2 separate regions of the Homo sapiens genome follow, and region 2 is linked to region 1. The links are chromatin loops, found by intact Hi-C in ENCODE. Cell type or tissue: mammary epithelial cell. All regions are shown on one strand. Each heading gives the region's core, and the rest is flanking DNA. Links, peaks and the distances in the headings are about the cores only. Region 1 has its middle 93 kb from the start of CAPN13. Region 2 holds the start of LOC107985862 (a long non-coding RNA gene).

The links. A loop is a pair of places that touch in the nucleus more often than their neighbours do. Peaks named below come from ENCODE experiments on the same cell type or tissue, not always from the same donor. Only the 100,000 strongest peaks of a DNase experiment are listed, where the experiment ranks them.
Region 2: a loop joins it to region 1, with 32 times the contacts of the local background. A loop is called at or near these places in 6 of 110 quality-filtered maps.

What each region holds. Positions count from the first base shown.
Region 1 is chr2:30,711,347-30,716,722 of GRCh38, forward strand. No RefSeq gene overlaps it. Among named protein-coding and RNA genes, the nearest start is that of CAPN13, 93 kb to the right of the region's middle. RefSeq lists a silencer at 3,725-3,784. In mammary epithelial cell, for the core only: CTCF peaks have their summits at 446 and 2,917 (motif pointing right); a DNase peak (open chromatin) is centred at 425.
Region 2 is chr2:31,727,666-31,733,041 of GRCh38, forward strand. It overlaps LOC107985862 (a long non-coding RNA gene), which reads right to left and starts at 1,622. Exons shown (of 6, transcript XR_001739388.1): 1 at 1,484-1,622. In mammary epithelial cell, for the core only: a CTCF peak has its summit at 2,220 (motif pointing left); a DNase peak (open chromatin) is centred at 2,216.

The DNA of each region.
Region 1 (5,376 bases), core at 94-5,093:
CTGCCTTGGCCTCCCCAAGTGCTGGGATTTCAGGCAGGAGTCACGTTGCCCAGCCAGAAAAACATACTCTAGAGTCACACACCCATCAGTGAAACATCAGCTCAGCCCTGTTGCATATTTTAAAGTATACTAGCTGCATATTTTTCTCAGATTACTTCTCCTAGCTTTTAGTGTTTTCTCAACATTAAAATGGGAATTATAATATCTATTTCAAATAATTATCAATGAGATTATGAGATTCGTGCTGGAAATGCATAACATGGGGCTTGGCACAGAGTAGGTGTGCCTGTTGTCAATTTATTGCCTGTCAACTGCAAATCCACTCTTCTTTGCCCTACTTTGTAATACTGGAGCTGGACCCTGTTACTAATTCTCTTTCGTCAGCTGTTGCAATGTTACACTGTGTCAGTAGAGGGTGCTAGAGGGAAACTGCAAGGTATAGCAGAGGACCAGCTCCTCCTTCTGGCTCCTCCTGGACACTGCAAGGTAAAGCAGAGGACGAGCTCCTCCTCTTGGCTCTAGTGTGCCTTTTTTCTCCCACAGTGTGATTGTCCCAGCAGGGGGAAATCCAGTGGCGCTTTCTCCAGTGATTTTCCCCAGCATCCAGCAGAGGAGGCTCTTGTACTCCAGCTCCAGTCCACTGGCACCCCGGACCTTCTCCACTGCCCAGTGGTCTGCAGCCACACTCTCTCCCTCAAGGTGGGACTCTCATCCATGCTCTAACCTCCTCCTCTGGGTAATCTTCCCAGCCCTAGAGGTAGCAGGGCTACCTCTATAATAGTAAGTGCTTCCTGCACTTATTATTCCTGTATTCCTTAGAGTCCTCTTTTGCCCCTTTTAGAAGTTAACACCTTTTACTACTTCATAATATATATATTTTTTTTCTGAGATGGAGTTTTGCTCTTGTTGCCTAGGCTGGAGTGTGGTAGTGTGATCTTGGCTCACTGCAACCTCCGCCTCCTGGGTTCAAGTGATTCTCCTGCCTCAGCCTCCCAAGTAGCTGGGATTACAGCGACCCGCTACCACACCCGGCTAATCTTTGTATTTTTAGTAGAAACGGGGTTTCACCATATTGGGCAGGCTGGTCTCGAACTCCTGACCTCAGGTGATCCACCTGCTTCAGCCTCCCAAAATGCTGGGATTATGGCATGAGCTACCATGCCCGGCCTATAATTTTTTATATTACATTTTCCTTATTCAAATTGCTGGTGTGATTTTTGTCTCCTGACTGGACTCTGTCTGTTATATAGTAGGTGTTTTAAAATAATAGTTCACCTTCTCTCCACCTCCAGAAAAGCTTTTTTTTTTTTTTTTTTTTGAGTCTTGCTCTGTTGCCCAGGCTGGAGTGCGGTGGTGCGATCTCGGCTCACTGCAACCTCTGCCTCCTGGTTTCAAGCAATTCTCTTGCCTCAGCTTCCCAAGTAGCTGGGATTACAAGCTATGTTGCCACACCTAGATAATTTTCATATTTTAGTAGAGACGGGGTTTCACCATGTTGGTCAGGCTGGTCTCGAACTCCTGACTTCAAGCAATCTGCCAGCCTCAGCCTCCAAAAGTGCTGGGATTACAGGTGTGAACCACCGCACCTGGCCCAGAAAAGCATTTTTACATATGTCATTTAATGACAAGGGAAAATTACCACACACCGCCAGAAACTATGGCAGCTCTGGAGTTTGCAACCCCAACTTGAACAAATGACTTCCTCCTTTGAGGGCTCGCAGAGTGTGACCATTGCATACTTCCTGGTCATGGTCTGGGGAAAACCATGAGGAGTAAGGGTGAGGAAATCAGCAAAGCCTCACCCAGCATTTTAGTGGTGGGCATATTGGAAGGCACCAAGGTCTTCTGTAGAAACCATGCAGTACGGACAGATGACATTTGGAGAAAGACTCATAAACACAGACCAAACACGGGTGATAAGAAACAGGATTCAAGTGGCAGAAAGCCCAGCACCTGTAGTCCCAGCTACTCGGGAGGCTGAGGCAGGAGAATGGCGTGAACCCAGGTGGCGGAGCTTGCAGTGAGCCGAGATCGCGCCACTGCACTCCAGCCTGGGTGACAGAGCGAGACTCCATCTAAAAAAAAAAGAATAATGTGGAACTCAGGAAAGACTCAACAAGCTCAGCCACTATGTCCCCAGCCATGTTAAACCGTGAGCACTTGTGACCTGTGGGGGAGGTTCTAAAGCCTCAACCCATAGCTTCCCTTTCCACCCTTTGTAGTTTGTGGGGTGTACATATAGGCAGTAAAATGTGCTAAGAAGAACCCATCTGCATTGTTCTTTAGAGATATCTGAACCCTACAGACCCCAGCAAGAGGGCAAGATTCTGTTGCACAAAGTGGGCAAAACCAGGTGAACTGCCCCCTGCCACCAATAGAAAGTCAGCTCCCCCAGGCTTCTCTCTGGCTGGTTTTGTTACTTTCTCCTACCTTGGCAGCTGAAATGGAGGCAGCCCTTGGCTGTAACATCCATGGTTGATGGCCTGGCTGTGTGGTCCTGCCTCGCGGCTGCGTGGAACTGAATGTGTGGACAGGGATGTGCATAATCATCCTGGGTGGAACCCCAGGGTCCCAGTGCTGGACCCTGGGGTCCTAGAGCTGCTCCTACCTGGTATGGATATCCTGCTCTCCACCTGGGCCTAGGACTCCCAACTATAAGTCATAAGCCATGGCAGGGTCTCAGAGAACAAGGGAATTAGAAGGAAGGACTTTAGGGGTCAGGCCAAACCCACAATTGGAGAAGCTGACTAAGGTCAGACAGAGAGGCAGTTGCAAGACTAAGATTACAACCGAGGCCCTGCCCTACTCACACTATGGGTTAATGTTGCCAATTTAGCCATAGGGAGGGCCTGACTTCCGGCAAACTCCTGGCTTGCAGTGCTGAGCAGCAGGGCTGAGCAGTAATTAGTGGAGATGACCACTAGGTGTCACTGTCGCACCATTATCTGCGGCTGCACAGTGGCCAGATTTTTTTTTTTTTTTTTTTTTTTTTTTTTTTTTTTTTTTTTTTAACCTCCCCAAAACATGTGAACGCTGGCTTAACCGCCAACCTCAGGTAGGTGAAAGGGGTTTTTAATTTTCATTGTCACAAGCATCATAAAAGAAGCAGCAACTCCCAGGCTAAAGAAGGGGAGGACTGTTTTGACTTACTGCCCCAGAGAGCATGGGTCTCAGCAGAGCTGCTGTTGCTGAATTGGAGGGGCTTTTTTCTGGCTGTTAATTGCTGCCCCTCGCTGATGATTGCGGAGTAGAATCTGTTAGGACGTGGATCTCCAAGTCTGTGACATGGAAGGAACCTTAGAAATCTGCAAGTCCAGCCCCTTCATTTTTGGAGAAGGAAGCCCAGAAGAGAAGGCCATTTCCCTAAGGCACACAGCTTGATGGAGGCAGAACCGGGACTTGAACCTTAGACTCCAGAGTTCTCACCCAGTGCTCTGTTCTCACCCAGTGCTCTGTCCACTCCCCCGTGGTGCGTATCTTTACACCACATGTGCTCATTCATTCACTCCCTTAACATCTATTGAGCACTTACTCCAGGCTCAATACATGGGTAGTGAAGTTGCAATGGCTCTAACAGAGGCGAAATTGATTTTATTTGTCAGGCTGCGAAATGGGAGAACTGGGCTCTAGGAAAGCCCTTTAGGCGTAAGCCATGGCAGAGTCTCAGAGAACAAGGGAGTTAGAAGGAAAGAATTTAGGGGCCAGGCAAAACCCCCAACTGGAGAATCTGACTAATGTCAGACAGAGGCAGTTGCAAGACTGAGAATATAACCTAGGCCCTGCCCTACTCACACTGTGGGTTAATGTTGCCAATTTAGCCATAGGGAGGGCCTGACTTTGTGGTTGAATGGAAATGGAAACTCTTAAAGAGGCAAGATGACGTGGCATGTCAGTGACCAGAGATCACAAGTGGGGCCAGTTTCCTTCCTTTTGGTCCAGAGTACTTGTCAAGCTCATCCAATCTTTATGCAAACAACAGCAAAAGTGAGACTAGGATTCAGACCAAGATGAAGTCAGGTGAAGATGATGGAGCTGTGGCAGCTTGGATGGTGCATGCTCCTGCTGGGCTGCCTGGATGCTCCACCTTCTGTGGCCCACACTGGATACTGATTGAATGGGCAGGAATCTTTGGACCTTGGAGGATTTGAAGCTGCAACAATTCTGACCATCGGGGACAGTGTTTTACCACATTCCACTTGGTCAAAGAGCCTATCCTCCAAGGCAGAAAAAAGAAAATGTTTTTTAAGGGAACAGAGAGGTGTTTAAAATAAGAGTGTTTAAGTATAGAAAAGAGAAAGATAACATTACCCTGGACTTAACATTGTCCTCTCAAAGGCAGTCATTTTATCGTCTTGCCTGTCTCTTCTCTGAGTGGGTATATCACTGACACAGCTGCAAAATTTTCCATGTCGGCCGGGCGTGGTGGCTCACGCCTGTAATCCCAGCACTTTGGGAGGCCGAGGCGGGTGGATCACCTGAGGTCGGGAGTTCCAGACCATCCTGGCCAACATGGTGAAACCCCTGTCTTCACTAAAAATACAAAAATTAACTGGGCGTGGTGGCTGGCGGGCGCCTGTAATCCCAGCTACTCGGGAGGCTGAGGCAGGAGAATCACCTGAACCCTGGAGACAGAGGTTGCAGTGAGCTGAGATCGTGCCACTGTACTCCAGCCTGGGCAATGAGAGCAAAACTGTCTCGGAAAACAAAAACAAAACAAAACCAAAATTGTCCATGTGTCTAACCACCTTTCACATGACCCTTCTCCTATGATCCAGAGTTTCTCTGAGATTTAGAAGTCCTCTGGGGGCATTTGGTGGCCTCAGAAAGGATGGTTTAGAGTCTGGCTAGAGATGGCCCATCTGTGCAGCCCCAAGCCCGTCCACCCTCCCCTCCTCTGTCCTCCACCAGGCGGCAAGGTCGCGCCCATTACCCATTCTGCACCCGTCTTCTCAGATACAGCTATCACCTGCTTTGCTGCAGCCGGGTGCCACTGCTGTACTCATTATTGACCATTCTGCTGAGATATTAAGCACTTTGGCTTGGCTGGAGGATTGTTAATCAACAACCTTGTCAGAGTGATGGATTCTTTTAAGATTATTGCTTAATTAGCTTGTTTAGAGGTAAAAATCAATGAGGACATCAGTTCTCTGGGAACTGGGAGGTGGTAGAAAGGGATCTTGGTGACATCCCAGGGAGCAGAGTGTGGTTGTGGTGGGACGGGTAAGAAGCCTCTGAACACAGTAGGCCTTAAGCTTGCATTCATTAGGGATCTCACAGTCACCCTGGTTGGTGCAGTCTAGAGAATTGCCACCAGTCAGCGAAGTTGCAAAAGCGGTGATTCCTGAAATGTCACCCAAGGACTATGTGCCGTCAGCT
Region 2 (5,376 bases), core at 70-5,069, 1.0 Mb after region 1:
TAAATCTATAAAACATAATGTAAGTTTTGTATTTAAAACTCTAAAATGCATTCAATAAAATGGAAAATTTCTTCAAGCAATAAGGAAAACAATTACAGGTGACTGAGAAAATTTCCTTATATCACACATAGTTTTCGGTGATCTATTCTAAAATTTAATCTTAAACTAGCTTAGTTTTTAATTGACTTTCTCCTCAACACTCTTGTCAATGTTTCCCAAACTTATCTAATGACACAGATCACTTGGGGTGCTTTTTTAAAATGTGAACTCCCAAAACCCTCCCTGGGGATTCTGATTTAGTAAGTCAAGGGTGGAACCCAGGAATCTGTAACTGCCTATGTATGGCAGGTGATTCTACATTAAGCTAAGTTTCCTGCACATAAAACGGAGGAAAACAGCAGATACAGCTTTTTCCAATTCTCCCACTCCTGGGATTTGCCATCATTTCCTATGTAACCATAACCATACTAGGATTTCTCTCTCACCCCCTCTCTTTTTCCCCCAGACTTTGGTACTTGTTCTCAGTCTTGCTATTCAAAACGTAGTCCTTGAGGAGGCAGAGCAAGATAGTCAAATAGAATCCTCCAGCAATTGCCCATCCCCTCCCGAGGAACAACAGACTGAGCAACTATCCTTGCAAGAAAGCACCTTCATACGAACCCAAAGTTCAGTTGAGTGATACTATGATCTGGTTTTAACATAATAACAAAGATAGTGTATCTGGTTTTAACATAGTAACAAAGAAAGAGGCATTGAAGAGGGTAGGAAGGACAGTCTTGCAGTGCCTACCCCACCCCTCCCACAACCCCAGGCAACACAGCACAAAGGGATAACCTGAGCACCTGGGGAAGGGAGAGCAAATTATGTGTGGGATTCTTCACTGGAATTCAGTACCACCCTATCACAGTGGAATACAATACCAGGCAGAGTTCTGCCAGTGCCCACAGAGGGAGCATTTAGACAAGCCCTGGGCCAGAGGGGAATTTCCCACCCCAGCAGAAGGAACTCTAATCCTGGCCAGCTTCAGCACCAGCTGACTAAAGTGGCCTGGGGACCCAAATAAATTTGAATGGCAGTCAGGCCACAGCGATTAAGATCATAGTCCTTGGGCAAGCCCTGGTGCTGCACTGGTCACAGAGGCAGTGGACTTGGGGTGCAACCCCATGCAACACCATCTGCAGTGACCACAGGAGTGCCTGCATCACTTCTCCCTAACTCCAGGCAGTGCAGTGCAGTGCAGTGCAGTGCAGTGCAGTGCAGTGCAGGGAGAAATTCCTTCCGCTTGGGAGAAGGAGAGGAAATAGTACAGAGGACTTTGTTTTGCAACCTGAGGATCAGCTCAGCCTAGTAAAATAAAGCAACAGGCAGATTCCTAAAGCTCCCAGTTCCAAGCCTTTGTTCCTGGGTGGTGTTTCTAGACCAATCTGCTGACCTGGTGGGATGGACCCTGTCCCAGCAGGATTCACCAACTATGCCCTTTTACCTAAAGTGCCCTTCTTTGGTCTTGAATAAACAGCAGCAGCAGGCAGGCAGGAAGTAGTGGCTGTGGGTCTTGGGCAAGTCCCAGTACTGTGTTCATCTGGAAGGTCATAAGTTTCAGGTGTGACCCAATCAGTGCCAGCTGTGGTGGCCATGGGAGTGCCCACGTCACCCCTCCCCAACTCCAGTTCAGTGCAGAGACTGACTGTATTAGTCCATTTTCACACTGCTAATAAAGACATACCCAAGGACGGGGCTATTTACAAAAGAAAGAGGTTTAATGGACTCACAGTTCCACTTGGCTGGGGAGACCTCACAACCGTGGCAGAAGGCTAAAGGCACTTCTCACGTGGCGGCAGACAAGAGAAGAGAATGAGAGCCAAGGAAAAGGGGTTTCCCCTTATAAAACCATCAGATCACATGAGATTTATTCACTACCATGAGATCAGTATGGGGGAAACTGCCACCATGATTCAATTATCTCTCACTGGGTCCCTCCCACAACATGAGAGAATTATGGGAGCTACAATTCAAGATGAGATTTCGGTGGGAACACAGGGCCAAACCATATCACCAACTCCTTCTCCTTGAAGGAAAGTGAAAGAGAAGAGCAACAGACTTCACCTGGAACCTGGAGAAGTCTCCCTTATCTTCCCCAAATCCACCAAGTACACCAAGGCTGTGTATCTAGGAGTCTGCAAAAATCACAGTGTTCCTCAGTTTAGGGTGCCCTCTAGTGCTAAAACAGCTTCAATGACCACAGGCTTTGGTAACAACACTCAATCCCCATTGAATTCTGGGAAAGCCCTCTCAAGGACAGGTACAAACAAGGCCAGACTGCAAAGACTGGGATAAATACCTAACTTCAATGCTCAGACATCAACAATCATCAAGAAAATCTAGGGAAACGTGACCTTATCAAACAGACTAAATAAGGCACCAGTGACCAATCCTGGAGTGACAAAGATACCTTTCAGTCAGGGAATTCAAAAGAGCTATCTTGAGGAAGTTCAACGAACTTTAAGGTAACACAAAGGAGGTATTCATCAGAATTCTATCACATAAATTTGTCATAGAGATTGAAATAATTTTTAAAAATCAAACAGAAATTCTGGAGCCAAAAAATTCAACTGACCAACTGAAAAATGCATCAGAGTCTCAACAGAAGAATTGATCAAGCAGAAGAAAGGATTAGTGAGCTCAAAGACAGACTATATGAAAATACAGTCATAGGAGAAAAAAAGAATTTAAAAAATTAAGTAAGCCTACAAAATCTAGAAAATAGCCTCAAAAGGGCAAATCAAAAGTTTTTGGTCTAGAGAAAGAGATCTGAGTAGAAAGTTTATTTAAAGAAACAATAAGATATGAATATCCAGATACAAGAAGGTCAAAGAACACCAAGAAAATTCAACCCACTTAGGACTACATCAAGATATACCATAATCAAACTCTCAAAGATCAAGGACAAAGGGGGGATCCTAAAAGCAGCAAGAGAAAAGCAAATAACATATGAAGGAGCTCCAATATGTCTGGCAGCAGACTTCTCAGAGGAAACCTTACAGGCCAGAAGGGAATGGAATAACATGCTCAAAGTGATGAAGAAAAAAAATCCCTTGACCTAGAATATTATATCTAGCAAAGTTATCTTTTAAACATGAAGGGGAAATAATAACTTTCCCAGACAAATAGAAGCTGAGGGATTTAAACCAACTTTAGACCTGTTTTACAAGAAATGCTAAAGGGAGTTCTTCAATCTGAAAGAAAAGAATGCTAACAAGCAGCAATAAATCATCTGAAGGTATAAAACTCACTGTAAAAGTAAGTACAAATAGAGAATACTCCAACACTGTAATTGCAGTGTATAAACCACTCATATCTTTAGTATGAAGACTAAAAGACAAACCTATCAAAAACAATAACTACAACAATTTGTTAAGAAATAGACAATATAAAAAATATAAACTGAGACTACAAAAAGTCAAAACACAGGAGGGATACAGATTAAATGTAGAGTTTTTTATTTTCTCTTTGATTGCTCTTTTTTCTTTTAATTGTGATCAGAGTTAAAGCTATCATCAGTTTACAATAATTGATTAAAAGGTGTTATTTGCAAGCCTCATGGTAATCACAAAGCAAAAACCTATAATAGAAACATAAAAATAAAAAGCCAGAAATTAAAACATACTACCAGAGAAAAATTACTCAAACACCAAGGAAGACAAGAAGAAGGGAAGAAATGACTAACATTACAACCAAGAAACAAGTAACAAAACAGCAGTAGTATGTCTTTACCTAACAATAATATTGAACGTAAATGGACCAAATTATCCAATCAAGACATAGAGTGGCTGAATGAATTTAACAAAAAAAACAAGACCTTACACAGTGGTGCACACCTGTAGTCCCAGCACTTTGGGAGGCCAAGGTGAAAGAACCACTTGAGACCAGGAGTTTGAAACCTGGGCAACATAGTAAGACACTGCCTCCCCCAAAAAAAAAAAAAAAAAAAAAAAAAAAAAAAATATATATATATATATATATATATATATATATATATATATATATAAAATATGGAAGCTCCAAATATATATATTATATATATATTTATAGATACAAGATCCAACTATATGCTGCCTACAAGGAACCAACTTCACCTATGAAGACACAAACAGACTGAAAATGAAGGGATGGAAAAAAATATTCCATGCAAAAAGAAACCCAAAACAAGCAGGAGTAGCTATATTTATATCAGATAAAACTAGATTTCAGGACAAAAGCGATAAAAAGAAAGTCATTATATAATAACAAAAGGGGCCAATTCAGCAAGAAAATATAACAATTGTAAATATTTAATGCACACAACACTGAAGCACCCATATGTCTAAAGCAAATTTTACTAGAGCTAAAGAGATAGGTCCAAATACAATAAGAGTTGGGGACTTCAACATCCCACTTTCAGTGTTGGACAGATCATCTGGACAGAAAATGAGCAAAGAAACATCAGACCTAATCTGCACTACAGACTAAATGGACCTAATAGGCATTTATATTATAGAACATTTTTTTCCAACAGCTGCACAATACACATTCTTCTCCTTGGCACATGGAACATTCTCAATGCTAGATCACAAAACAAGTCTCAAAAAATTTCTTCAAAAATTGTAATCATTTCAAGTATCTTCTCTGACCACAATGGAATAAAATTAGAACTCAATAATGCGAGGAATTTTGGAAATAATACAAATACAGGAAAATTAAACAATATGCTTCTAAATGATCATTGGGTCAATGGAGAAATTAAGAAGAAAATTTAAAAATTTCTTGAAACAAAATGAAAATGGAAACACAATATACCAAAACCTATAGGATACAGCAAAAGCAATACTAAAAGGGAAGATATAGCAATTAAAGCCAATATCAAAAAAAGTAAAGATTTAAACAACCCAACAATCCATCTTAAAGATCTAAAAAACCAAAAGCAAACCAAACCAAAAATTAGTAGAAGAAAGGAAATAATAAAGATCAGAACCGAAATAAATGCAATTAAGACTTAAAAAAATACAAAGAATCAATGAATCATAACACTGGCTTTTTGAAACACAAACAAAATTGAAAAACAACTAGCCAGACTAAGAAAGAAGACTCAAATAAATAAAATCAGAGACAAAAAAGGAGAAATTACAACTGATACCACAGAAATTTAAAGGTTCTTTAGAGACTATTATGAGAAACCATATGCCAATAAATTAGAAACTTAAAAGAAATGAATAAATTCCTAGACACATACAACATACCAAGACTGAACCATGAAGACATGCAAACCTGAATAAACGAGTAACAAGGGGGAAGCAGTAATAAAAAGTTTCCCAGCAAAAAAAAAGCTTAAAATCTGGTGCC